Linked DNA regions of Mus musculus: regions 1, 2, 3 and 5 are each linked to region 4. Evidence: chromatin loops called from intact Hi-C (ENCODE). Cell type or tissue: heart. All regions are shown on one strand. Region 1 overlaps Agfg2 (ArfGAP with FG repeats 2). Region 2 holds the start of Mepce (methylphosphate capping enzyme). Region 3 holds the start of Lrch4 (leucine-rich repeats and calponin homology (CH) domain containing 4). Region 4 holds the start of Gnb2 (guanine nucleotide binding protein (G protein), beta 2). Region 5 holds the start of Mospd3 (motile sperm domain containing 3).

Region 1 (5,000 bases), 120 kb before region 4:
ACCTGTGGAGACCTGGAAGGGGAGGTGGGAAAAGCACCTCAAGATTGAAAGGACTCAAACCATCTTTTTCTCTAACGTCTCTCTCTTTGTGCTGTGAGCAGCCTACACCAACCCCTTCGCCACCCCTGCCCAAGCCCAGCTGCCTTCTACCAACCCATTCCAACCCAATGGTCTAGCCTCAGGTAAGTTCTCAGAACCAACTTTGAAGTTTTTAGAGTGCCAGCTCTCCTAACCTTATGTCTCTCATGGTCCAAAGAGCAGTCACCATCACGCTCTCCACACTAGCCCCCGCTAGTTCCAGCTGTAAATCTAAGCCACCTAGTGGACTAAAAATAGAAGCATCTTTGCCATAACAGTATCACAGAAAAAAACGCCACATGGTGGTGCGCCCCTGTAATAACAGTACTGCTTAAGAGAGAGGATCGTCACAAGTTCAAGGACAGGCTGGGGTACATAGTAAGATCCGGGCCAGCCTGGTCTACATAGTGAGACTCTGTCTCAAAAAAAAAAAAAAAAAAAAAGATTTAAAGGAAGGAGAGTCAAGAGAGAAGCGGGTGAGTGGAGGAGAGGGAGGGAGGGAGGGAGAGAAGAGAGGAGGGGGAGGGAAGCATGCCTTTCCCCCAAGTCGGTTCTCAAGTGTTTTTCCTCTTAGCTGAGGGCACTATGATGCTCCTGTCTCCAATCCCCTATGCAGATCCATCCCTTGGAACAGCCAGGCTTTCTTCCTTCAGTGTTCCAAGCCTAAGCTACCAGAGAACCCTCATGAACAGAGTTCTTGTTATTCCCCGTCCTTGTTAGTCAGCAAGGCCTTGTAGTTCCTTGCCCTGGGCCCTCCACAGCCTCTATTGTCCCTTAAACTCCTCAACTCCTGTTAGCTCGATGGGGACTCAGGCTGAGGAGACAGGAGGTCGCCTAGAGCAGAGTCACACGCATGCGCGCATACACACACACACACACACACACACACACACACACACACACACACGGCCTCGCTCCATCAGCTTATGGTGGCCCAGTGAGATGGGTCCCATGCCCATTTTAGGGAATAAAGCAGATCTGGGCATGAAGGCACAGAGCTGTCATCCAGCACTGGGAAGCTAGGCCATCCTTAGCTACATAGTGAGCTCAAGGACAGCTTGGGCTTACGTGAGACCCTGCCTCATAAGGGGGAAGGACACCGGGAGAGAGAATCAATGAGAGCTGACATAGCGAGGGGTCATAAGTCCCCTTATCTGTGGGCCCAGTTCTGCATGGTTCACGAGCACTGCACCCTTCAAGCCAGGCGCCCCAGGAGCATGGCGATCACAGGCTTATAGGGCTTCCCACTGTGGGAAAAGTGACCCCACTTTCTATATGGGGAGGTTAAGGTGGGAAAATGTCAGCTCATCTGCCTGAAGTCTGTTTGAGCCTCCCCTCTCTCGCTCCACAGGGCCTGGCTTTGGGATGAGCAGTGTTCGGCCTGGCCTTCTCCAGCCAGTGCCACCCTCCGGGGCCTTTGCCAGTCCCTTCTCTGCACCCGTGTTCCCCACACAGGCTGGACTGGCCGACCAGCAGAATGGTAAGAGGACCGGGTATGAGCCCCTCTTTCCTCCGCATATCCCCACTGTACATCTGGACAGTGCAGCCTCCGAAGACTGTGTGTGATCTGTTCCAGGAACCCCACCCCCACCCCGCATGCACACCGGACTCCATAGATAACTCATGCAGTTCACGTGAACGGCATTGCATTTACACAGAAACTGTGCACACCAAGTGCGCAAGTGCATTGATTTATCCCAGCAATCAAGAGGCTGAGACAAGTGCAAGGCCTGCCGGGAAGGCTCACATAGTGGAAAGAGGGCGGGAGTTGGAGCTCACTGTAGAGTTTGCCTGGCACCATTGACACTGAGTTCCAGCCCCAGTCCAATAAAGAAGGCAGGAGCCTATACACACCCCTCTCTCTCCATATGCATACCCTTTTTAAAAGGAATTTTATTTGGTATGTGTGGGTGTTTTGGCTGCAAGATGTGAACCTTGGTCCTCTGGAAGAGTGGGCTGTGGTTTTAAGTGTGGAGCCATCTCGCCAGCCTTCGCCTGTTTTGTTTAACATTTGTGTGTGTGTGTTTGGGTGAACATGGCATAGCACTGCCATGAAGGTCAAGACAACTTGTGATAAGTCAGGTCCCTCCTTCTAGCGCGGGGGTCCTGGGTATCAAACTCAGGTCATCAGGTTGGCAGAAGCCTTTACCACTGATCCACCTTGCCAGCCCCTGTTTACCTTCTCTTATTTTTTTTGTTTTGTTTTGAGATAGGTTTGCAGTGTGTAGCCCAGGCTAGCCTTGAATTCCTGATCCTCCCAGCTTGCCGGGTGCTGGGGTTAAACATGACACTATGCTTGGCTGTTTATAATCTTTTGTTTTTGTTTTTTTCCAAGACAGGGTTTCTCTGTGTAGCCCTGGCTATCCTGGAACTCACTCTGTAGACCAGGCTGGCCTTGCTTGGGTTAAAGGCCTGGGCCACCACTGCCAGGCCGGAATATTTTTAAGGATTTGTTTTCAGCCTACTCTTCTTGACCCTTAAGAAGACAGTTTACAGGGGGTGGGGCGCTGGTTGCCTGTACAGATGGAGAGTTGACCTAGTTCCCTTTCTGACCAGTAGGGGGCCCAGAGGAGCTGCAGAGCTACCTCTGTCTCCTGATGGCTCCATACTTTTCTAAGGAGAATTCTGGAAGGATCCCTCTTGGGTGCTCCCTGGGAATGTAGCAAGCTGCTCTCCTTCAGGAAGGTGAGAGACACAGTCAACCAAATTATTGTCCTTGTCTCCCAGGATCTTCCTTTGGCGACTTGGGGACCTCTAAGCTGGGGCAGAGGCCACTGAGCCAGCCGGCTGGGATCTCTACCAATCCTTTCATGGTAAGCACTGCACTGTGACATTGGAGACACACAGATCTTTCCAGAAGGTGGTAATGTGGGGTATAACTAAGACCCCTTCCTGGAGTGCATGTGTGTGTACCCATGCACTCACAGAGGCCAGAGGAGGACTTCCGGTGGCCTTCCCTATCACGCTCCACCTGACATAGGGCCTCTCATGGAACCTGGAACTAGTCTGGTGGCTGGTGAACCCCAGGGGTTCTCCGGTCTCTGTCCCTCGAGGGACACCGAGGTTGTAGGTGCACATGAGACCACCCCAGCTTTATATGGGTGCTGAGGATTCAAGATTAGGTACCCATGAAGCCAGTACACACACACAGCCCACCTCCTCCCTTTTTTTGAGACTGAGTCGCATTGTGTACCCCAGGCTAGGCTGAAACTCAGGCTCCTCCTGCCTCAGACATCTGAGTGCTGAGATCTCAGGTGTGTCCATCCACACCCAGCTCCCAGGCCCCACTCAGTCCCTCACTCCCTTCAGTGTCCCCTAATCTCCCTTACTGTCTGTTTCTCGAGTGGTGACGTTGGGTGGTCTCCAGCAGTTTCCCTCCCCGCCCCGCTAATCTAGTAACCTTTTGCTGTCTCTTTGCAGACTGGATCCTCAGCGTTTGCCTCCAAACCTCCAACCACAAACCCATTCTTGTAGCACTGTGTCATTGGGGGAAGAAGGGGCTCTCCCCTCCTGGGGGTGTGGGGAACAACTTCTACTTCTGCACCCCTCAGAGCTCTGGTGACCATTTGCCTGTGGGGCATTTCTGTGGGTCTGAGGCTGGGATTGGGCCTGGGTTGCGGGGCTTCTGGATCTGGGAAGAGGGGAGGTTTAGAAGTGTGACTTGGAGATGACTCAGACTCTAGCCTCCTGGTCTGCCGCCCAGGGGCTTCCTCTTCCTTGCTGGACACCTACCCAGGAAGAAGCCCACAAGGAGCAAAGATACTCTCACCAGGAGACCCCATAGTGGTGTATTTCTGTCAGATTATTAATTATGAAGACAGTCTTCGATCCTGTCCCTCCTGGCCTGTGGGGAGAGAAGCTAGGCACAGCCCCAGCCGCAACTTCCTCCACACCCAACCTTCCAAAGCTGCCGCTGTCCTCCCAGATGGAAGCAAAGCTCGAATGTAGGGTAAAGATGAGGCCTGGTGTTGAAAGCCACCAGATAGCCCTGGGACTGCGGAGCTTCTGGTGTCTAGTGTTTTTGTTTGCCAGGCTCGGCCACACCCACTTCTCTCCACCTCAGTTCTTCCTAGCTGCCCCCTCATCTTGTCCGTCAGGGTGGGGGAGTTTGACCTACAGAGTATGCGTGCCCGCCTCCTGTCAAGCACTTTAGTTAGCCCTGTCATGTTTGGATACCAGTGTTTTATATTTATAAATAGAGACTTTTCTAATATAGCCTATTATATACATAAATAAATATATATATGCATACACATATGTAAACAGATAAACACCGCTGGCCATTCTTTTTCTCCTAGACAACCCTTGAACTTGGGGGACTTGGGTAGGAGGATCACAAGTTCAAGACTAGCCTGGACAATTTTGGGACCCTCCGTCTCAAAGGAAGAAAAAAAAAAAAAACAAAACGATAAAAAGTAAAAACAGAGAACTCAGGATGTAGTTCAGTGGTAGAGCACTTGTCTAGACTCCTCCTGGGAACTTGAAGAATAGGGTAACTCCTGCCTGTGCCTGGATAATCAAACCCGGAGCCCCAGGGCTCAGGGGAGGACAACCAAGTGTCCTGACGCTTTCCACAATACACACGAGAAGGGGTACCCCAGAGGCTAGGCTTTTCCAATGAAAAGTCTGCGATTGGCTGGGGAGTTTGGTTTTTTTTTTTTTTTTTTCTTCTTTTTTCCACATTCCTCCCTCTGTTCTCAAATATCTGCACCAAAGCTTGTTTGGAGGCAATGTCGGAAAAGATTGCGTTTGAAAGGATTAAAAAAAAAAAAAAAAAAAAGCTCTGAGTGTCTTGTTTTGTGCCAGCTGGAGTGGACACAAGTCAGTCAACAGGACTGAGCCTTGACTTGGATCTTCTGATCTTCACTGCCTGGGCTGATAAACACGTGACCTGAACTGCGCACCCTCTGTTAGCAAGAAGC
Region 2 (5,000 bases), 250 kb before region 4:
TATTTATTTAATGTATATGAGTACACTGTAGCTATATAGATGGTTGTGAGCCTTCATGTGGTTGTTGGGAATTGAATTTAGGACCTCTGCTCGCTCCGGTCAGACCTGCTTGCTCCAGAATAGGGCATCAGATCTCATTACAGGTGGTTGTGAGCCACCATGTGGTTGCTGGGATTTGAACTCAGGACCTTTGGAAGAAGAGTCAGTGCTCCTACCTGCATGAGCCATCTCTCCAGCCCCCCCCCCAATTCCCTCTTTATACTGATAAAGAAAAGTAAATCCTTCAGTATATCTATTATCATAGACTCTAAGTTTCTAAAAATCATAAAAACTATATTTAATAACAGCGTTCAGGAGGCAGGATTTAGAGTTCAAATTTGATGGCTACATAGCAAGACCCTACCATTTAAAAAAAAAAAAAAAACACAACAAGGGCTGGAGAGAGCACTGACTGCTCTTGTGAAGGTCCTGAGTTCAAATCCCAGCAACCACATGGTGGCTCACAACCATCTGTAATGAGATCTGATGCCCTCTTCTAGTGCATCTGAAGACAACTACAGTGTACTTAGATATAATAATAAATAAGTCTTTAAAAAAAGAAAAAAAAAAAAAAAGCTGGGCAGTGGTGGCGCATGCCTTTAATCCCAGCACTTGGGAGGCAGAGGCAGGCAGATTTCTGAATTCAAGGCCAGCCTGATCTACTGAGTGAGTTCCAGGACAGCCAGGCTACACAGAGAAACCCTGTCTCAAAAAACCAAAATAAATAAATAAATAAAAGCAAAAACAAAAACAAGCAAACAAAACTTTTCAATCACTTTTAAGCTAGGATAGTGAGCCATGTCTAAATTTCAATCGTGGGAATGTTCTAGTTTGAGAACTACAGAAAAACCCTGCAGTCCCTCCAAAACAAAAACAAAAGCAAATATAGACACACACAAAGCCTCCTATATTTCAGAATATAGTTTAACACAACCAGGGGTTCACGGCTATACTCACAGCACTTAAGAGACTGAAGGAAGTTTGTTGCTTCAACTTTGAGTTCAGTCTGGGCTACAACGTGACCTTGAAAACAGCCAGGGATACAGACAAGACTCTGTCTCAGAAAATAAACAAATAAGCAATAGATAGGTGGCTAAATAGATAGATAGACAGACAGGCAAACAAACAAACAAATGAATAAATGAATAAATGCTTACAGATAATTCAGTGGGTAGGGGTGCTTGCCCCCAAGCCTAATGATCTGAAACTGATCTCAGATCCCACTTGATTGGCAGGGATGGACAGACAGGATGACACAACATGGACAGGATGACCTCTGGCCTCCCCATGCTCTACAGCATGTGCACAAACACACACATCCAACAAACAACAAATAAATAAGGGTGATAAAACTTTTAAAAAATATAAATTCACTTAAAAATTTCCTGTCCTGGGCCCTGGCAGTGGTGGTGCATGGCAGCACTGTGTAGGCAGAGGGGAGGGGGACTGACTGAGGAGCTGGTGAGATGGTTCAAGAATTAAGAGCACTGGCTTCCAGGGGTGCCTGTAACCACATGATGGCTCACAACTATCTATAAAGGGATCTGATGCTCTCTTCTGGCCTGCAGGTGTACATGCAGACTGAGCATTCACACATAAAAAAATGATGATGATGATGATAATGATAGAATAAATGAAAATTTCATTCCCTTTAATACGGAATTGATGGCTTTTTGACATTGCCTAATAGCCTATGAACTCCTGCCTATTCTCATGTTTTACCTGTTTTTAAGTTCACTTTGTGAGCACGCATCTGTGTTCTGCAGACCTTTTAAACGTTTAACAAGGAAAACAAGGAAAGAAATAAAGAAAGAATCAAAGAAAGAAAGATGTTCTACCTACCCTCACCAGATTTACTCTCAGAAGGAACTACCCAAACGAGACTTCCCACAGAACATTACAAATAAAATTCACAGTAAAGTGTATTGGCTCGGGGCGCGGTGGGGTGGGGGTTGGGGGAGGTGGTGGAAGAAACCCCGAAGATGTGTGGTCACCTGTGAGCAAAACAGTTTCTTTCGTGACATTAAATGTCATTTCTAAGCCGGGCGTGGTGGCGCACGCACTCGGGAGGCAGATTTCTGAGTTCGAGGCCAGCCTGGTCTACAAAGTGAGTTCCAGGACAGCCAGGGCTACACAGAGAAACCCTGTCTCGGAAAAAAAAAAAAAAAAAGTCATTTCTATCCTTGACCGCAATCTCTGGATCGCTCCCGCTCCCCCCAACCCCCGTGTCCCGACCTCAGGCTGCCCTCGGGGATGCTCTTGCTTCGAGGACCTTGTGCCCTAGGCCTTCGCAGGGCGGGCGCGCGTCCTTTCTGCTTACAGATAGCAAGATGCGGGGCCATGTATACTGAACCCCACAGCGGAGGGGAGGCCTTTGAGTGGTCTTCTACTTTTCCTCTCTCTTTACCAATTCTCTCCGCGACGGCCATTAAAAGCAGAGATCTCACCCAGGCAAACAACCCTCGCCTCCCCTCAGAGCGTCAAGTAACGCTTCGCTACTCTCCCGGACCAAGAACGCCACCATGGAAGCCTCTTCCCCTTTGCTCCCGCTCAGCCTCGCTGTCCCACAACGCCTCATTTCCCTCCGCAATACTGGGTTATTTTTTGTTGTTGTTGTTCTGAAGATTAGCGATTCTGAAGAGCAGGGGCTAAGGTCCGCTGTGGCTCCGAAGAGAAAATTTCTCCTCAGCCAACAGGTACCGAGAGTCACCACAACTAACACTTTCCTCTGCAGTCGCATAAAAGACAACTACCTTCTGGGGCGACGAGGACCTAAAGGTGAAGCGCAGCTAACGCTGTCGCAGCCATTCCGCACATCCCTTCCACCTCGAGCAACTTTTCCCGCCACCAGGAGAAGGCGCGAGGACACGGACAAATTCCGCCCCCAAGCGGCGTGCGCTCAGGTGCTGCGCGTGCGCAGTTGGAAGTTGCTTCTGCGTCTGCGCAGCCGGAGTAGCCCGCCATCTTAAGAACGAAAGCCTAGTGAAACTACAAGTTCCATAATCCTCGCTGACATCTTTAGTTCCGCGCCCCCCCCCCCATAATATCCTGCGAAGCGCCCTAGGCACTTCATTCTTATCTCTGCCTCAAATCGCTTTCTCTTTCCTGTTTTCGTGCTATCACTCCCTACCTTTTAGTTGTCGTCACCCTCTTAAATTTTGAAACCATCTTGAGCTCCCCCCTTGCCTCTACAGTGCTCTTTCCTGACAAATAGTCTGTGGACTGGGAAACTCCGCCAGCCATCAGTCTGAGGATTCTGCATAGAATCAGTGCTTCCCATTGGCCGAAACAGGAGCCCAAACAGGTCGATACCCTTTCCCGCCCACATTCGCGGTGTGTCTAGCTGCAGGGATAATGCTGTAAAATCCGCAACGCTAGCGGGTGGCGCTGAGGGACCGATACGCAGGCGCTGCACTATGGCAGCGGCGTCCGAGGCCTGACGTAGGTGTAGGGAGGAGAGGAAGGCGTAGTTCTCTAGATGTTTGTCCCTGGTGGAAGGAGGAGGGCCGCTTGAACAACTGGGCCATTTCAGGGGAAGAGGAGTTTGGACAATCTCGATGTTTTAGTACTTGTTTGTTTTCAATTCAGAAAATATATTAAATAATATATTGCATTTTATTGATAACAGTTCTTGAGACAATGGTCTCGATTCCTTAGCCTACTTTATCATCCTCTCCTCAGGTTCTCCTAAGTCCTAATTCTAATGAGATAGGCTGGGGGCGGGGGGAAGGGGTGGGGAAAAGACCAGCGATCGCTCATGAATAATTCATGAGCCCGCCTCTTTCGCTGGGAATGCACGCCCCTTGGAAACGTGCTGACGCACGCTGCGTGTAATGAACCTAAGGAAACGACGTCACACTCCCCGCCCCTAGAGCGGAGGGGGCGGAACATCATCTCCAGCACGTGTTGCCCCTTCAACCCGCGCAAGTCCAAAAGGACTGTGCGCAGGCGCTCTCCAGGAGGGGCGGGGATGGGGGAGGAAGGAGGCGGGGCAGGGAGGTTGTTGGGTTTAGAGCCGGGCGGAGACGGCGGAGCCTCATTCCTCAGGAACAAGGGTCGGGTGTCAAGGAGACCTTTTCACACCAGCTCCCGTTCCCCGCCTACGGTGGGTGGGATCGCACGGCAGAGACAAAGGATATCAGTAGGGCTTGGACTTAGCAGCGAAGGGAAGTCGGGTGTCCGTGTGGGGCGGTGGGCGTCTCGGGCTGGGGGAGGGTGAGGTAATTAGGGAGGGGGGCTGTATTTAAACTCTCGGAGCCGTTAAGTTGGTTCGCACTCCCGATGCGCGCGCAGCCTGGGTGGTGGCGGAGCGCGCATGCGTGGGTCCTGGGCGAGCGGGACGCGCGCCCGTCGTGCGCGCTCGCGGCAGAGTGGTAGTGGCGGAGAAAAGGGAGTCGGCGCACGCGCAGTTGGTTCCTCGGCTTGTCCGGGTCTCGCGGGCATCTTGTTTTGGTCTCGCGGGCGAGTGGAGCGCGCTTGGTGTGTCGCGGGAGGGAGGTGGAGGCGCGAGGCAGAGCTGCGCGCGCACTCGGGGAAGGAGGGAGTGAGGTGGTCTTAGGAAGGGTTACAGGGGGCTTCCCCTTGCTCTCTTCTCAGTACCCTCGCTTGAGAAGGGGAAATTAAACAGGGAGAGGAGATGATCGAGATGGCGGCGGAGAAGGAGCCCTTTCTGGTGCCGGCCCCGCCGCCGCCGCTCAAAGATGAGTCGGGCGGAGGGGGCGGCCCCGAGGTGCAATCGCACCAAGAGGCTGCCTCCGGGGAGCTCCGTGATGGGACAGAACACGGGCCGGGCCCTCGCGCGCACTCGGCCGGGGCCGCAGCCAGCGGAGGGGGCGGCCCCCAGGCACAGGCGCACGGGGAGCCCCACGGGCGAGCCGCCGCTCCTGCGGACGTGGGGGAGGAGCGCCGGGGAGGGGGCGGGACGGACCTGGGTCCCCCAGCCCCTCCTCGACCTCGCAATG
Region 3 (5,000 bases), 95 kb before region 4:
CCCTCCAGTGTGGAGACACAGACCACAGACCCCTAGAAGCCACATTTCTGTTTGTTCTGGTCAGCATGCCCTAGGAGGTGTCTGGGTATTTTAGGGGAAACCCAGGCCCGAGTGGTTGTGAGCTTCTTTAAAGGTCCTCCTTCAGTAGGGGGCAAAAGCTAAGAGGAAGACAAGCTGGGGAACATTCCCCAAAGGAAATGTGTCTTGTGACAGGAAACGGAGTAGAAACAATCCATTAGGCTGTGGCTTGTACATCTGTCTCTCAGGGATAGTAGCCTGATGCCCTGCAAACTGCTTTCTCGTCTTTGCTCCTGCCCCACTGAACACAGACTGAGCTGATATGGGAAGAACAGTTCCGGAGACGGTGGGAGGCCCGCATCTGGTCCTCCACCCATGCCCAACACCTGCCTCTTCCCTTTGTGCTCACAAATGCATAAGTGTTATGCATGCATGCATAGGAGTGCAGACCAAACTGGGATTGGGTAAAGAGTAGAGGAGCAGAAGTCAGGGGCGGAAGCAGCCCAGGCTGGAGGAGGCAGGGCTCAGGGGCACAGGATGTGGTCTGTGGGAGAGTGATCGACACTTCTCCTTTGCTAGAACTTGCCCTGCCCCAACCCAGGTCTCTACTAGCAGGTCACGGGAACACAATCCTTGGTTCCCTCCACGGAGGGAACATTCAGGAAAGACAGCGAGCAGGAGACACACTAACCCAGCAGCACAATGCTGAAGCACTTAGTCTAGGTTGGAGGGTAAGGGGAGGCAGAGGACAGGGCACCAGGCAATTCTGGGTTTCTGTCATACACACACGCCCTCCCAGGCTAGGAGCTCCCAGCTTGGAGCGAGAAGACAGAGGACGATGGCTGGACATAATGGAACCCACCTGCCTAGAACCTGGGCTCCAACAAGACTGGAGAAGGCAGAGAGGGGATTTCCCACTTCAGCACACAGTGAGCCTGCACCCGGGGGAGCCCTAGCTGCACCCTGGGCCGGAATGTTGAAGGAGGAGATTGGGTTGGGGCAGGAGCTAGGAGGGGCTGGGAGGGCTTGGTAGTTTTCCCAAGAGTCCACTCACTGAGACAGAGCCCTGAGGAAGTAAAGAAAAACATTTGGTCTTGGTCACAAAACAAGCAAGAGGGGGAGGGGAAAGGGAACAGACGGCCAGTGTCACACAGCTGCTGAGGTCAATCTGGAGCTGGGGGGCTGGGGGGACCTAGGAGGGGTAAGCATGGCTCCTGGGGCTCACCCATTCCCAGGACTCATTCAACTGTGTAGGGAAAAAGCATTTAAAAACAGAGAGATTTAAACTTTTTCTCTCCAGAGCTGTAAGAGGAGATTGTGCCCCAGCCAGCCTGGTACAATTGCAGGTGGGCAGGAACCTACTGGAGCAATGTGTTCTTTGATCCAGCTTGATCCAGCCCTGGACCAGATGAGAGGAGCAGAAGGGGCCCTAACACTCCAGCCCAGACTGGGGTGGGGCTCCCGGAATGTAGCCCTCTGTTGTGATTCCCCGCCCTCAGCTGCCAGCCCAAGTTCATAGGCTGCCTCCTAAGCAGCCTGACTCACCTGTCATAGTACAGTCCCCAGTGCCTGGCCATAGCAGACCCAAGGGTAGAGTGTCCATGATTAGTGGGATCCCAAACACACACACACCAGGGTGGGGTGGACATGATTAGAGGGGTCCTGAGGGCAGGGACTGGAGAGTCTCCAGGAGGTCAGCACTCCTAGCTAAGAGATACAATGTCCTTCCTTTCAGCAAGCTGCCTCAAGTTTCTCCCCTAAGGGGAAAGCAGAATTGTAGGGTTCCTATGAGATCACAAACTCCACAGTGACCTCATAAAACCAGGAAGAAGAGAAAGGGGATAGGGGGATAATGGGTGGAAAGTTAAGGGCGAGAGATTCACTTCTTTCACATAGATAGGCTGGGGTGGACGGCGGAGAGGGGCTGGGACTTGGGGAGACTACGGAAAAGCAAGCAGAAACGTCGGGTTGTTAGGAGCGACCCTTTAGGAAAGAGATAACGGGGCTTGTTGGGATTGTGGTGGACGGGTGAGAAAGACGTTGGAAACGACTAAAAGGGTGAAAATGTAGCGATTAATGATAGATTCTACATGGAAGTTTGCTTTAAGGGTTGATCAGATCTAGGGTTGAAGAAGCCAACCAGGTGAGGGGCGGGACCATGCTACAGGTGCGCAATATGCAAATAAAGGGGAAGAGTCTCCTAGAGCTCGGCCAAAAGTGTTCTGTGCACTCTTGAAGCGAACTCATTGTCCAGTGGTTCTTACACAGGGGAGGGGAGGTCGCGGGCTCAATGCCAATCCCAAGGGGCGAGCGTTCAAGACTGCCAGGTGAAGGGGTGGGCCCAATCGAACGCGAGGCGGGGCTATGCAAATGAGGGTCGCAGTCCAGTATGGGTCCCCTGCTCTCTGGGCACCAGCGCAACTCACCAGCCTGGGTGATGTCTGACAAGTCGTAACTGCGGGCCGCGCCCCGGGGGAAGTGCTTCAAACGCCGGTTGGACAAGTTCAGGGTCCCGGTGGCCACAGCCTCCTCTAGGGCTCGTTCTGCGCTACGGCTCCCAGGTAGACCAGGAGACCCTGGCAAGGACACTGAAGCTGCAGCTTCCTCACCCCCGGCGGCGAGTGGGCCCGCTACTGCTGCCGCCATCCGCTCTCGGCGGCTCCCCCTGCCTGACTGACGGCACCGGCCGGCCCTTCTCGCCCTTCCCCCTCCTCGGAGCCGCCGTAGTCCCCACTGAAGGGAGGAAGCGAGGGTCAGGAACTCCGCGGACCAATCATGAACCAGAGACGCGTTAGAAGTGCCCAATCAGAAAACGGCAGGGGGTGGAGCCTCTCAATTCTAGATTACACTGAGGGAAGGGAGGGGTGAAGAGGAGCACCCCGCCAACGGCCGCGGTTCCTGGTCGGCCCGCCCCGCGCAGCGACATCCAATCACAACTCTCGAGGCTGGAGATGGAGCCAATGAGACCCGCCCAGGAGGCGGGGACTACAGGTCTCAACTTTAGGGTATTAGAGACCCAGAGACCACAAACCTGCTTTTTCAACCAAGACCAATTGCAATCTAGATTCAGGCGAGTGACTGTGAAGAAGACCAATTAGAACCTACAAAAGGAACCTGTCCCGGCCTCTTCTCTGAGGGACGGTTCTGCCTACCAATAGCATGGGCTAGGAGGTGCTCCATTCGCTAGACAGAAGGAGGTGGGTGAGCTAGAATTTTTGAGACGCAGGTAAAGATCGTAAAAGGCGCGCGCTGGGCGGCCTGACAGTGCAGGGTTAGGGTTGGGTACTAGCTGTGCTTACTGGGGAGCAAACCAGCATCCGAGAAGTGAGGAAGGGCGAGGGATGCCCCACTCAGCACTCAGGCTGTTGTCTCAACAGAAGGGACCATTTCCTCCTGCGCAGTCTTGAGTCCCTAATGGGAATGCTGGGGATGACCGGTGAGGGGGTTTCCAGTTCAGAGAGGGAAAGTCGTCAGACCTGCCAAAGTCCCCCTGGAGAAGACTTGTGATGGCCAGACCAAACTTTAGAGACTACGAAGGATCTCATGGCCTCTAGAACAAGATCTTTGGGGGTTTTTTGTTTGTTGCTTTTCCGAGACAGGATTTATTTCTCCGTGTAGCCCTGGCTGTTCTGAAACTTGCTCTGTAGACCAGGCTGGCCTTGAACTCAAGAGCTCCTCCTGCCTGTGTCTCCCGAATGCTGGGACTAAAGGCGTGCATCATCACCGCCCGGCTAAGACCTCGGGTTTTTTATAAATGAGGAAAGGGAAGCTGGACAAATCTCAGACCTCCAGTAGAACTCCCCCACACATACTTTCATAACAGACTTTGTCTATTGGAAACCTCTTATTTGAAGCTGGGTGTGGTGGCATGAGCCTGTCGTGACAGTTCTTAAAAAGAGGAGGCAGAAGGATCGGGACTTCGAGGTCAATTCCAGGCAAGCCTGGACTACATAACTCCAAACTAACCTTTTTTAAAAACAAAAACAAACAAACAAACAAACAAACAAACAAAAAAACCCCAGAAAACTTCTTGAGATACAGGAAGGAGTCCCAGATGTGAGAGATAATAGTAAAAGAATATTTTTTTTTCCTTTGAGATTTGCTTTTAGAAGAATGTTAGCGTTTAATGAACCTCCCTGTGTGGCTTCTAGTCATTAGAAAACAGGCATCCCAACACCCTTAATCGCCTCGGCTCTTCCAAGGTTAATCCTGTGGTGAGGCATGCCACTAAGCATCCCCCTTCCCTCTTGGGTGCCTCCACAGCTTACCAATGTGGCTGTAGCTGTGGCTAACATGGCCCCATAATTTCAGTCTTTTTTTCTCAATGTGGGTGGCATGGTGACCTAAAGGAAAAGAGGGAGACTGGCTTTCAGAGACAAGGTCTCCTATAGTTCTAGCTGGCCTCTAACTGGTGATGTAGCTAGGAGTGACCATGAACAACTCCTGACTGTTACCACCTCTCAAGTGCTGGGATTATAGGTGTGCACCCTCATGCAGGGCTCGATTAGAGAGCTTAAAATCTTGTGTAGTGACAGAAGACCACGTCTGCTTTCCGTGTTGCCTGACCACCAGTAACTGAAGTTGCTCTCTCATCTCTGGTCATTCCTGCTATACTGATATGCCTAGACACTAAAGTATTAGAGACTGGGGGCTGGAGAGTGAGTTTAGCTGGCCAATAATGTATATTGGTCTACTTCTGTTCTAAGCACCCAAGAGAGTGGCTCACAACAGCTTGGATCTCCTGCTCCTGGCCTCCCAGGGTTCTCTTCTAGCCACCACAGGCATTGGTCTCACAGGCACGTCCCTCCACCCGTACACACAGGCATACACAATTAAAAAGGAGTCTGGGGAGAGAGATCTGAGAAGCTGTGAGCACTTGCTGCTCTTGCAGAGGACCCAGATGGTATTCACAGCAGCCACATGGCAGTTCACAGCCGTCTGAAACTCCCAGTTCCATGGCATCCAGGCATTTATATGGTACT
Region 4 (5,000 bases):
CTTGGTTCATCTGTCTGCAGCACTGAACAACTATCCTTTTGTGGTCCCCACTGAGGACATTTCTGGATTCCAGAACTCCACATTCTCCTGATTTTCTGCAGCTCTCTGGCTTCTGCTTTGGCAATCTGGACACTGCCTGACCTCTAAATGCTGGAGTTCCTTAGAGTTTGGTCTTTGGCCATTTTGTCTCTTCCCTGATTTTTTTTAATGACTTCATCTGCTTAAATGTGCCACTCAGTCTTGGGGCTCTATTCCAAGCCAGATCTCTGCACTGAACCCTAGACCACCTTCTGCACAACCCAGTAGACATTTTGGCACCTCAAATCTAAAGCTCTTACCTTCCTCCTTGAGATGCAGTGTGTTCCCTGCTGCAGTGGAGAGAGAGAGACAGAGAATGAATCCAGCCCCGTGACTGTTAATCTTGATTGTCAACTTGATAAGAGTTAGGATCACCTAGGCAACGTGTTTTTAGGTGTGTCCGAAAGGGTCTTTCTGGAAAGACTTAGTGGAGGTGGGAAGACCCACTTTGAGTGTGGGAGGCACCATGGCTTCACCTGAGGCTCTGGACTAAATAAAAAAAGGAGAAAGAAAGCCGGCCGAGCACCAGTGTTCCTCTCTGTTTTCTGACTGTGTATAAGCAATTGTGACCAGTTCACATGCCTCTGCTATTGAGCTCTCTCCACCAAGGTAGACTGTATCCCCTCAAACTGCGAGCCTGAATGAACCCTTCCTTAAGTTGCTTCTGTTATAAAAAGCAAGGCAATCAATCCAGAGCATGGACACTTGTTGTATTTCCATGCCTGGCTTCGATCTTTCTTCTCTGTAAACCACAGGCTCCTTGCAAGGTATGCAGCTATCCTCCGGGAGTAGGATAACGTCTGTACATTACTGGGGCTCAGTGAATATTGCTGGATGAGCTAAACCAGGGAAACTCGTTAACACTGAAACCAGCCTGAGGAGGATGTGGCTCTGCAGAGGCTGGCTTTAGGCAGCTTGCTCATCTATGTGGCTTTAAGGAAGTCACTTTGGCCCTCGGTACTTTGAGGAAACCGAAGTAAAACTATCTATAAGATCTTTTCCAAACTGTAATGTTTAACCTGTTATCTATATAAGTCATGGGATTCATAAGTGCACGTGTAATAATCTGTGCGTAATAAATGTCAATTAAAGGGAAAGGTGAACGAGTGGCCTTGCTGGTGTTGTTTTGCTTTCTGTTCTGTGGTTTTGAGACAGGGTGCTGTTATGGAGGTCTGGCTTTTACAAGTGTGGGCCACCACATCTGATGCTTTGGAGGTTTAAGTTGGCAGAGGGGGGTGGGGGCATCCTCATTTACTCTGTGGCTATTTTACGTGTATAAATATTTTGCATGTATGCACGTGTGCGCATTGCATGACATACCTGGTGCATCAGAAGAGAGCATTTGATTCCCTGAACTGGAGTTACAGAAGGTAATGAGACACCATGTGAGGCCTGGCAACTGACCCCTGGTCCTCTTGAAAAGCAGTAAGTGCTCTTAACTGCCAAGCCAGCTGCTCCTGCTTTAATATCTGAGACAAGATCTCTCACAGAACTTGAGAGCTCTCACATGAACTCCCTGACCAGCAAACTCTCAGGGCTCTTTCCATCCTGGCCTGCAAGTGTTGGGGCTATAGTATAGGTGTGGCTACTGTGCCTGGGTTTTTTTTTCTTTTACTTGGTTTTCTGGGATCAAACTCAGGTCTTTATGTTTGCATGGTAAGCACTTTGCTGACTAAGCCATCTCTCCAACCCTGTCCCCCAACACACTTTTTGAAACAAGGTCTCCTGTGGCTCAGGCTGGCCTCTAGTTCAATATGTGGGTGAAGACAAATGTGAACTTTCTATTCTTTCCTCTCTACGAGTATACTTCACTACAGTCTATTTTGAATAGTGTTTTTTTTTTGTTTTGTTTTGTTTTGTTTTGTTTTGTTTTTTTCAAGACAGGGTTTCTCTGTATAGCCCTGGCTGTCCTGGAACTCACTTTGTAGACCAGGGTGGCCTCAAACTCAGAAATCCACCTGCCTCTGCCTCCCGAGTGCTGGGATTAAAGGTGTGTGCCACCTTGCCCGGCTGAATAGTGTGTTTTGATCTCCTAAACTCCGAGGACTGTCTCAAAGGCCACAGGACAACTCGGACTTTACCAAAACATTTTCACAATCTATGGGGGGACGGGGGACGGGACAGTTCTCCAACAATCCAGGAGACTCAAGGGTAACCTTCAATATACTCATTTAACAGATATGGAAATCCAGGCACATTCTTATGTTGTGTTCCCTCGGTGGGGTGCTCCACAGTGTAGTTTTCTTCAATGGTTATTAAAGTTGAGATCGCATCTCAACTCTGCAGCCTGAGTCCATAGTCAGCATCATGAGGATTAATAAACAAAAGTATTGGTGAGAGATGTGGCTCCATTGGTGGAGTGTTTGCCTAGCATGTATGAAGCCCTAAGTTCTACCCTGCATAAATCAGGCACAGGGTTGTGTATCTGTAATTCCAGCATTTGGTAGATGTAAGCAGGAGGATTATCAGTTTAGGGTCATCCTGGGCTACGTGGTGGGCTCCTGAAACTCTATCATAAAACAAAAACCTTTAAGTATGCAAATCAATAAATATGGACTGTTGCTGCGGCGGTATGAGGCCTAGTCTAGGAAGCCTACAACCCCTCACAGTGCTGCGCTTGAAGAACTGTCTGGGTGTAATTCCCTCTAACTTGCATTTTATGGGATTCTAGTGGTCACCAACCACTCGCTGTCTTTTTCTGCCCCACTGTCCTGCACTGGTTTAGACTTCCCTAGTTCCGCCTCCGGGAAGGGAGTGGCCTCACCAGGGGGCGTGGCCAACCCGAGAATTGGGCCTTCTTGCCTCCAGTCTGGAGCCGCCCAATCCGGAGGGGGGGGGGGTTGAAGGAGGTCGATCACGTGACCTGGGATTTTTTTTTTCCCCCCTCCCTTATGCCTATACCACTTCTGCTGTCCCTAGAGAGGATGTCTTGCTCCTTTTCTGGAAATAAACTACGTCGTGTGATCTTTGATGAGTTAGAAAAACGTGGAATTGTGCTTTTATTGTGGCTGAGGCATCTTTTGCTCCTGGAGTGGTGTTTTCGCTTCTAGCCTTCCCCCCCACACACTTGAGTATTTGGTCTCGTCCAGCCTGGCCCTGGGCGCGGCGGCGACGGCCGCGTCACTGGCGGGCGGGATCCCTCCGCTCTGGGGAGAGCTGCGCTGGACGGTTGAGTTGGGGTGACTGAGGAAATCCATCCGCGTCGCCGCCGCTGCCGCCTCCGCCGCGGAGGAAGACAGGACCTCCCGCGCTCCTCCAAGCGACCCCTTGGCAGAGTCCCACCACCTCAGGTACCTCCGCTGATAAAAGGAGTCCTCATCTCCCCCAGCCCCAAATTCCCACGGGTGTGTGTGTGGCAGGGGGAAGCCTCGGTTCCTTCCGTCTCCCGGGTTTGGCTCTTGGGAAACGGACGTAACTCCCAGACCTCCCCTCCCTTCCTCTGGCCCGGTCGTTTCCAAACCCGGAAGGGGAACTGGGGGGGGGGGGGGGACCCTCGGCTTCAATAATGCATGCGCTCCCTGCAATATCAGTGGCAATTATTTTAAAATCTAGACCCCCCTCATCCCAGCCCCGCCTGCCTCTTGATCCCTTAATAGTTGGGGGGCTAAATTCTGGGTTTCTTCTATGTCCTGTCCCGCCCCCTTTCCCCACCACCACCCTGCTGCCTGCCCCTGGGTAACAGCCCTCGTGCCCACTCGTTTCACACCCTTGCTTGCATTAGCCTTGCAGAACTCCAGAATCCTAGGAGATCCAGTTAAGGCCTCAAGGCCACCCTTGTCTTCGTCTCCACCCTACTGCCCCTTGATTCGGGCTCTGGCAGTGTTTTCTCAGTCCCGACCCCTAAGCTGGAGATCTCAGCACCTTATTCTTTTTACAAATCCTTACCCAGGTCTGGCACCTAGTCGCCTGTCCCCTTCGTCCAGCTTTCTTTTGGGCAAAATGGAGGTCCTACGAGCTGAAGGGCCTGGCCCACTGCACTTCGCAGCACGGCCAGCCCGCGCCGTCCAGCTGCCAGATCTGAGGACCCTCTCTTTCCTCCTCTCACACCTGCGGAGGCGGTGGCACCCTTTTTTTTGGAGGGGGGGCTATGGTTGCTTTATCCCTAGAATCGAGGAGCTGCTGAGGGAACGTTGGAGGGTAATGGGGATCTAAGGGCTGGGAGCATGGCCCCCGACCCAGTGTCTTCTTCCTGGCCTGTTTTCCTTCTGCCCCAGGCCTGTGTCATTGAGGCCAGGCCTGGGCTGCTGTCAGCTGGAAGGAAGGGGCTTTTGTTCACAGCTGGAGTGGGGTGGTAGCTATGTCGTTGCCCCCTCCCTCATTTTGGAGGGGCATCCTCTGGCACTGGCGCAGAAAGCTGAACTTACGGAGGGGAAATATCTTCGGGGAAGAGGAACGCCCAGTGTCTGGGGGAAGTGGGAGCTGGGTGGGGGACGCCTGGGTCGCCAGAGTGCAGTGTACACGGCCAGATCGCACAGGTGTCCCGGGAAGGCAGGACGTCGGAGGCTGGAGTGGTGCCAGCTAGGCCTCGGGGGCTGCTGAGCACAGAGCTGGGCTCTAGGGGTGCCTAGGGGCATCGGGCCGAGCCGCCTGGGGCCGCTCGCCGGCGCCTGGGAGAGAGCAGCTCCGCGCCCCGGGGCCAGGGGCCTCTCTTCGGAGCCCTAATTACTTCTGAGAGGCTCCCACGGGCTTTGTGCGGGCGCAGCGGGGCGGGCGACCTCGGCGCTGAAGGGAGCTGGCGGCTTGGGGGTTTGCCTTCCCCGCTACTCTCGCACTGACCAGCAGCTAATGGGGTGCAGCCGGCCCGGAATGGGGATTATCCCGGGTTGAGCCGTCCCGAACCTATTAGTGCTCAATCGGCTTTTCCCAAATCCTGTAAACAGCCACCCTGGCCGGTTCTGGGTAAGAGGCGGGAGTCTAGGTCG
Region 5 (5,000 bases), 68 kb before region 4:
GTCCTCCCTGCCACCTTTCGGAAACAGAGCTGGCCACTATAGCTTCAGGAGTTCCTCCACAGGACTATAAAACGCATTGCTAGGCTCTACATTTTTGTTTAAGGATTCGAACACGGGTTCTTGTGCTTGCAAACACTCCTTCTCTGGGTCAGGTCTGCTTCAAGATTCTGCTGTTCCTTCCAACTGGAATTCTTTCCCATAGATACATTTTGGATTCCTTCCTGAGTCTGATTAGATCTCTGCTCAAAGTTCATCTAATTCATTCCTTTGTTCTGGCCAAATGGCATATTATCATTTTAAAATTTTTTTCATTTTGTGTGTGTGTGTGTTCGTGCGTGCGCACACGTGTGCACCGTTGCTGTCTTCAGACACACCAGAAGAGAGCATGAGATACCACTACTGATGGTTGTAAGCCACCATGTGGTTGCTGCGAATTAAACTCGGGACCTTGGGAAAATCGAAGATTACCTTTTAAGTACTGAAAATGTGACAGAAAACAAATGTCCCTGGTTTTGGAGAAGACATTCTCCGGAGGAGAGATGAACACAATATGACATTAAATATCAAGAGACATGCAAAGAAAGCAAGGCTGGGGCTGATGGCTCATAGGCTGGAGAGATGGTTCAGCGGTTAAGAGCACTGCTCTCCCAGAGGTTCTAAATTCGTTTTTCCACAACCATCTATACTGGGATCTGATGCTCTCTTCTTGCATGCAGGTGTACCTGCAGACAGAGTGCTCATATACATATAAATAAATAAACCTAAAAAGAGAGAGAGAGAGAGAGAGAAAGACAGACAGTGGTGGTGCACTCCTTTAATCTCAGTACTCAAGAATCAGAGACAGGTGGATCGCTGATTTCCAGTCCAGCCTGGTCTACAGCCAGGGCTAGTCTTGAAAAATAAAGAAACAAAATAAGCACACAAAACCAAGCAAAAGCATGATAAATCAGTTGTCAGGGAAGTCTTTCCCATAAAAATAACTTAATTTTTTTTAACATTTATTATTTACTTATTATTTTTGGTTTTCCAAAACAGGGTTTCTCTGTGTAGCATAGGTTGTCCTGGAACTCTCTTTGTAGGCAGATCCACCTGCTTCTGCCTCCCAAGAGCTGGAATTAAAGGCGTGCACCACCACACCTAGCTTTACAGTTACCCGTTGAGGTGTACACGTCCACACTTCCACATATGAGTATGTGCATATATACACACAGCTCTGCTCACATGGAGGTTGGTTCTTCCCTCCCACCAAGTGAGCCCTGAAGATGCAACTCAGGTCTTTAGGCTCCACACGAACACCTTTACCACGTGAAACCATCTTGCTGGTCCAATGTTGTTGCTTTTGATTTTATTTTGTTTTGAGATAGGGTCTCACTATACCCCCTGGCTGGCCTCAAACTCAGAGAGATCCACCTGCCTTTGCTTCCAGAGTGCTTGGATTTGAGGTGTGTGCTACCATATCTCTCCCCACCTCCAATGTTTGTGGGTTTTGAGACAAGACTTCACTATGTGGCCATGGCTGGCCTAGAACTCCCTTTGTGTAACAGACCAGGTGAGTTTCAAACTTGTGGCAATCCCACCTGTCCCTACTGAAACTACAGGACTGTGCCTGATTACTTTTGGTAGTTTTCTTTTCCTTTTTGTTTTTCTGTCTTTTTTCTAATCATATTAATTACAGATGAGTTTTACAGAAATAAATTGATCAATTTGTATATAAAACGTGTATAAATGTATTTTGATCACAATCACCCCCACTGTATCTCTTGTCCCCTATCACCTTCCCCTTTCCAAATGGTTCTCCTGGTTTTTTGTTTGTTTGTTTGTTTTTTAACTATGAATGACACTTTATTCAGTCATTTTCTTTACAACTGAAACTCTGGGAATTCAAAATTAACATCCTTGCCTGTGAGCTTCTTGTACTCACCAGAAAAAGTTTCAACCTTGTGTTCCACGTTGTTCTGCTGTGCTTTGTCTAAGTGAACTTTTATGAGCCGGCTGCCATCCAGTTTCACACGGATCCTCTTACCCACAATTTCACTTGGGAAGACTAAGTCCTCAAGGATGGCATCGTGCACTGCTGTCAGGGTGCGGCTTCTGGGGCGCTTCTTGCTTATTTTTCGTTCGGCTTTTCCGGGTTGGCTTGGGCAGAATCCACCTCTGAGCAATGAGGACTACATTCTTCCCACTGAACTTTTTCTCCAATTCACACTAGCCGGACTTGGATTTTCTGGAAAGATTTAAGCTGAGGAACTGGTACAAAAATTACGATAGCTTTCCGACCACCACCAACTTCAATTTCCTTGGCTGCGGTGATGTTGAGTTCCCGCAGCTGCGCCTTGAGATCAGAATTCATCTCCAGCTCGAGAAGCGCCCGAGAGATGCCAGACTCGAACTCGTCGGGCTTCTCGCCATTGGGCTTCACGATCTTGGCGCTCGAGCTGAACATGTTCGTCCTGACGGAGCGCCGGCTTAGAAAAAGTTCTCCTGCTTTCTTGGTGGTTCCTGTTTTGGTTTGTAGGCACATCTTTAGTATCGAAAGTTTTCTTTACATGTATATGACCCACGTATTGTCAGAGGTCAAATGAGGGCGTTCGATTCCCAGAAACTGGAGTTATAGTTGTCACTATGTCTATGCTGGAAGCGAACCTGGGTCCGAACCCTTCAGCACTAACCCTCTTATTTAAAAAAAAAAAAAAAAGTTCCTGCCTCATCCAGTTCTGCTTATTGATTACTGACTTAATCATACGTTTCCCAGGCCCAGATAAACAAACGCTAGGTCGTTGCTCACAGTCCCGCCTCTCGCACTTAACTCTCAGACAGAGAAGGAACTCAGGACACATAAAATTCTTACCAAGATCAAGCCAATCAGTGGTGCCAAAGGAGGCGTGTTTGGTCTTTGAAGAACACCAATCAGCGAACATTGGGGCGGAAGGGATTCAGCACCCACCAATAAGAGAGGCCGTACGGCGGAAGTGCATAAAGGAACTCTCGGGAAGATGGCGCCCTTAATTTGGTCACAAGTTGACCGGAGGAAACTTTGACCGCGAGGTGATTATCACAGTACAAGCGGCTGTTCACAGGCGGGATCCCGAGCAGAGCATATGCCGAGCTCAAGGAAAGGGCACAGGGACACAATTCGGTGACCTGGAGGTCAGGGACTCTCAAAGAGCAGAGTCCGTCAGGAGATCGGAGCGGGAAGACCCGGAAAAGGCGTGGTCAGAAACAGGGCGGGTTTACTGCGCCCCAAACCGGAAGACCCGGATTGGGAAGCGACGAGGCGGGACGGATTTTAGCCAGGTGGGCGTGGCCACTGCGGTGCGGTTTGGGGGCGGGGCCTATAGGAACCTGGGGCCCAGCTGGCAGGAGAGGAGGTTTGGGAACCGGGGCCCGGGGCTGCAGGATCCACATCTAGCGGGGTTCCAAGGCAGTGGTGACATCAGGCCTCGCTCTGCTCATGATCTCCCCCTGTCCTCTTTTCATCCATCGCGTCACTAGCCCTAAACTCTAAGACCCTCTTGTCCTCCTGAGCTCTGCCCTCGGATGTCCGACCGCCCAGAGCCTGCATGCGCCGTGGGGCGCCCCAGGACCAGGAGCTGGTGGGTCCGGGGGCCCCTGGGCGGGGGTCCCGGGGCTCCCCTCCTTCCTCAGGACCCGTTGTCCCGGTGCTGGTCTTTCCCCCGGATCTAGTATTCAGGGCGGACCAGAGAAGTGGACCCCGGCAGCTGCTGACCCTCTACAACCCCACGGGAACTGCGCTTCGCTTCCGAGGTGAAGAGACGGGCGCCTTAGAGCTAGGGCTCTGGGGGTTAGTAGCAGGATATGGGAAGACTGTGTGGGCTGGAGGAATTAATCAAGAGGCAAGATGCCTAGCTTTGGGTCTGAAAAAAAAATCATGTCCATCTCCGGGGTTGCTGACATGAGGGGCCCCGGTGGAGCACTATAAGTAAAACTTGCCTAAGATCTCTTCGCGTATCTTTATCTGACAGTTCTGTGCACAGCACCTGCCAAATACACGGTATTCGATGCAGAGGGATATGTGAAGCCTCAGTCCTGCATTGACATGTGAGTGGGGAGGTTGGGGAAGCAGCCAGGCACCACAGCTACCTGTTGTCTTTTCTCCTGCTGACTGCAGTCACTCTGGGAAAAGTTTCTGGGGAGGAGATCTGGATTTACATGGTTGGTTGCCTCTCACTTCCTTTCCTCCCAATGGTTCAGTGTGATACGGCACGTGGCCCCCGTCCCCAGCCACTATGACGTCCAGGACAGATTCCGCATTGAGCTGTCTGAGGAGGGGACTGAGGGACGAGTGGTTGGAAGAAAAGACATCACCTCTGTTCTTCGAGCCCCAGCGTACCCCCTGGAGCTTCAGGGACATTCTGAGCCAACGCCCAACCCAGGGCCTCCTGTGTGGACAGGACTGACCCCAGCCAGACATCTTCAGGAGAGTGAGTTGAACAGATTCTTTGTGTGTGTGTGTGTGTGTGTGTGTGTGTGTGTGTGTGGTATTGTGTATATGTATTGTGTGAGTATATGCATGTGGGTCCTTATGCATGGACTTGAGCACATGTGCAGTCTCTTCTCACCCTTAGTTGTTTTGAGACAGGCTCTCTCATTGAACCTAATATACATTCATTTGTAGACTGGATGGGCGGTGCAGAATCCAGAGCCTCCACCGCCCAAACACTGGGATTATAGGCATACACTTCCATGCCCAGTTTTAAGTATGTTCTGGAGAACTGAACTCAGATCTCCATGCTTGCATGGTCAGCCCTTTTTTTGATTGAGTCATCTCTCCACGGGTCTTGGTTTTCTGCAGTACTGGGCAAAGGCCTACCAGGTACCAAGTACTGTACTGCTGAGCAGTAACCCCAGCCCTGCACTGGGGACCTCTGTAGGGAGAGAAGACGCAGTCGCAATACCCTAGAAAGAAACTAAATGGGGTTTGAAGAAGTCTCTGGGCTCAGGGGTGTGTGTGTGCTGTGTGTGTGTCTGTGTATGTGTAT

The links. A loop is a pair of places that touch in the nucleus more often than their neighbours do. Peaks named below come from ENCODE experiments on the same cell type or tissue, not always from the same donor. Only the 100,000 strongest peaks of a DNase experiment are listed, where the experiment ranks them.
Region 1: a loop joins it to region 4, with 2.1 times the contacts of the local background. A loop is called at or near these places in 4 of 42 quality-filtered maps.
Region 2: a loop joins it to region 4, with 8 times the contacts of the local background. A loop is called at or near these places in 5 of 42 quality-filtered maps.
Region 3: a loop joins it to region 4, with 2.1 times the contacts of the local background. A loop is called at or near these places in 5 of 42 quality-filtered maps.
Region 5: it touches region 4 in a loop (6-fold over the local background); 12 of 42 quality-filtered maps call a loop at or near these places.

Annotation. Positions count from the first base shown.
Region 1 is chr5:137,650,321-137,655,320 of GRCm38, reverse strand. Agfg2 (ArfGAP with FG repeats 2) reads left to right here. Exons shown (of 12, transcript NM_178162.3): 9 at 102-182; 10 at 1,430-1,558; 11 at 2,806-2,891; 12 at 3,499-4,858. The coding sequence ends at 3,552. Among named protein-coding and RNA genes, the nearest start is that of Irs3, 7.1 kb to the right of the region's middle. In heart, CTCF peaks have their summits at 325 (motif pointing left) and 2,643 (motif pointing right); a DNase peak (open chromatin) is centred at 2,643; H3K4me3 peaks cover 56 bases; H3K27ac peaks cover 696 bases.
Region 2 is chr5:137,785,738-137,790,737 of GRCm38, reverse strand. It overlaps Mepce (methylphosphate capping enzyme), which reads left to right and starts at 4,037. Exons shown (of 4, transcript NM_144913.3): 1 at 4,037-5,000. The coding sequence starts at 4,676. Zcwpw1 (zinc finger, CW type with PWWP domain 1) reads right to left here and starts at 2,936. Exons shown (of 17, transcript NM_001005426.2): 1 at 2,793-2,936. In heart, a CTCF peak has its summit at 2,891; DNase peaks (open chromatin) are centred at 2,947, 3,407, 3,977, 4,327 and 1 weaker place; H3K4me3 peaks cover 2,727 bases; H3K27ac peaks cover 2,446 bases; H3K27me3 peaks cover 269 bases.
Region 3 is chr5:137,626,871-137,631,870 of GRCm38, reverse strand. Lrch4 (leucine-rich repeats and calponin homology (CH) domain containing 4) reads right to left here and starts at 2,748. Exons shown (of 18, transcript NM_146164.2): 1 at 2,445-2,748. The coding sequence starts at 2,664. It overlaps Gm20605 (predicted gene 20605), which reads right to left and starts at 2,748. Exons shown (of 22, transcript NR_033148.1): 1 at 2,445-2,748. In heart, CTCF peaks have their summits at 2,680 and 3,688; DNase peaks (open chromatin) are centred at 550, 1,050, 2,950, 3,700 and 1 weaker place; H3K4me3 peaks cover 3,882 bases; H3K27ac peaks cover 3,931 bases.
Region 4 is chr5:137,531,507-137,536,506 of GRCm38, reverse strand. Gnb2 (guanine nucleotide binding protein (G protein), beta 2) reads left to right here and starts at 3,201. Exons shown (of 10, transcript NM_010312.5): 1 at 3,201-3,368. In heart, no CTCF peak of the experiment used is centred here; DNase peaks (open chromatin) are centred at 2,856, 3,216, 3,966 and 4,516; H3K4me3 peaks cover 2,584 bases; H3K27ac peaks cover 2,713 bases.
Region 5 is chr5:137,599,036-137,604,035 of GRCm38, reverse strand. Mospd3 (motile sperm domain containing 3) reads left to right here and starts at 3,328. Exons shown (of 5, transcript NM_001254762.1): 1 at 3,328-3,765; 2 at 3,984-4,059; 3 at 4,213-4,442. The coding sequence starts at 3,561. It also overlaps the pseudogene Gm7285. In heart, no CTCF peak of the experiment used is centred here; DNase peaks (open chromatin) are centred at 2,895, 3,195 and 4,215; H3K4me3 peaks cover 3,652 bases; H3K27ac peaks cover 2,386 bases.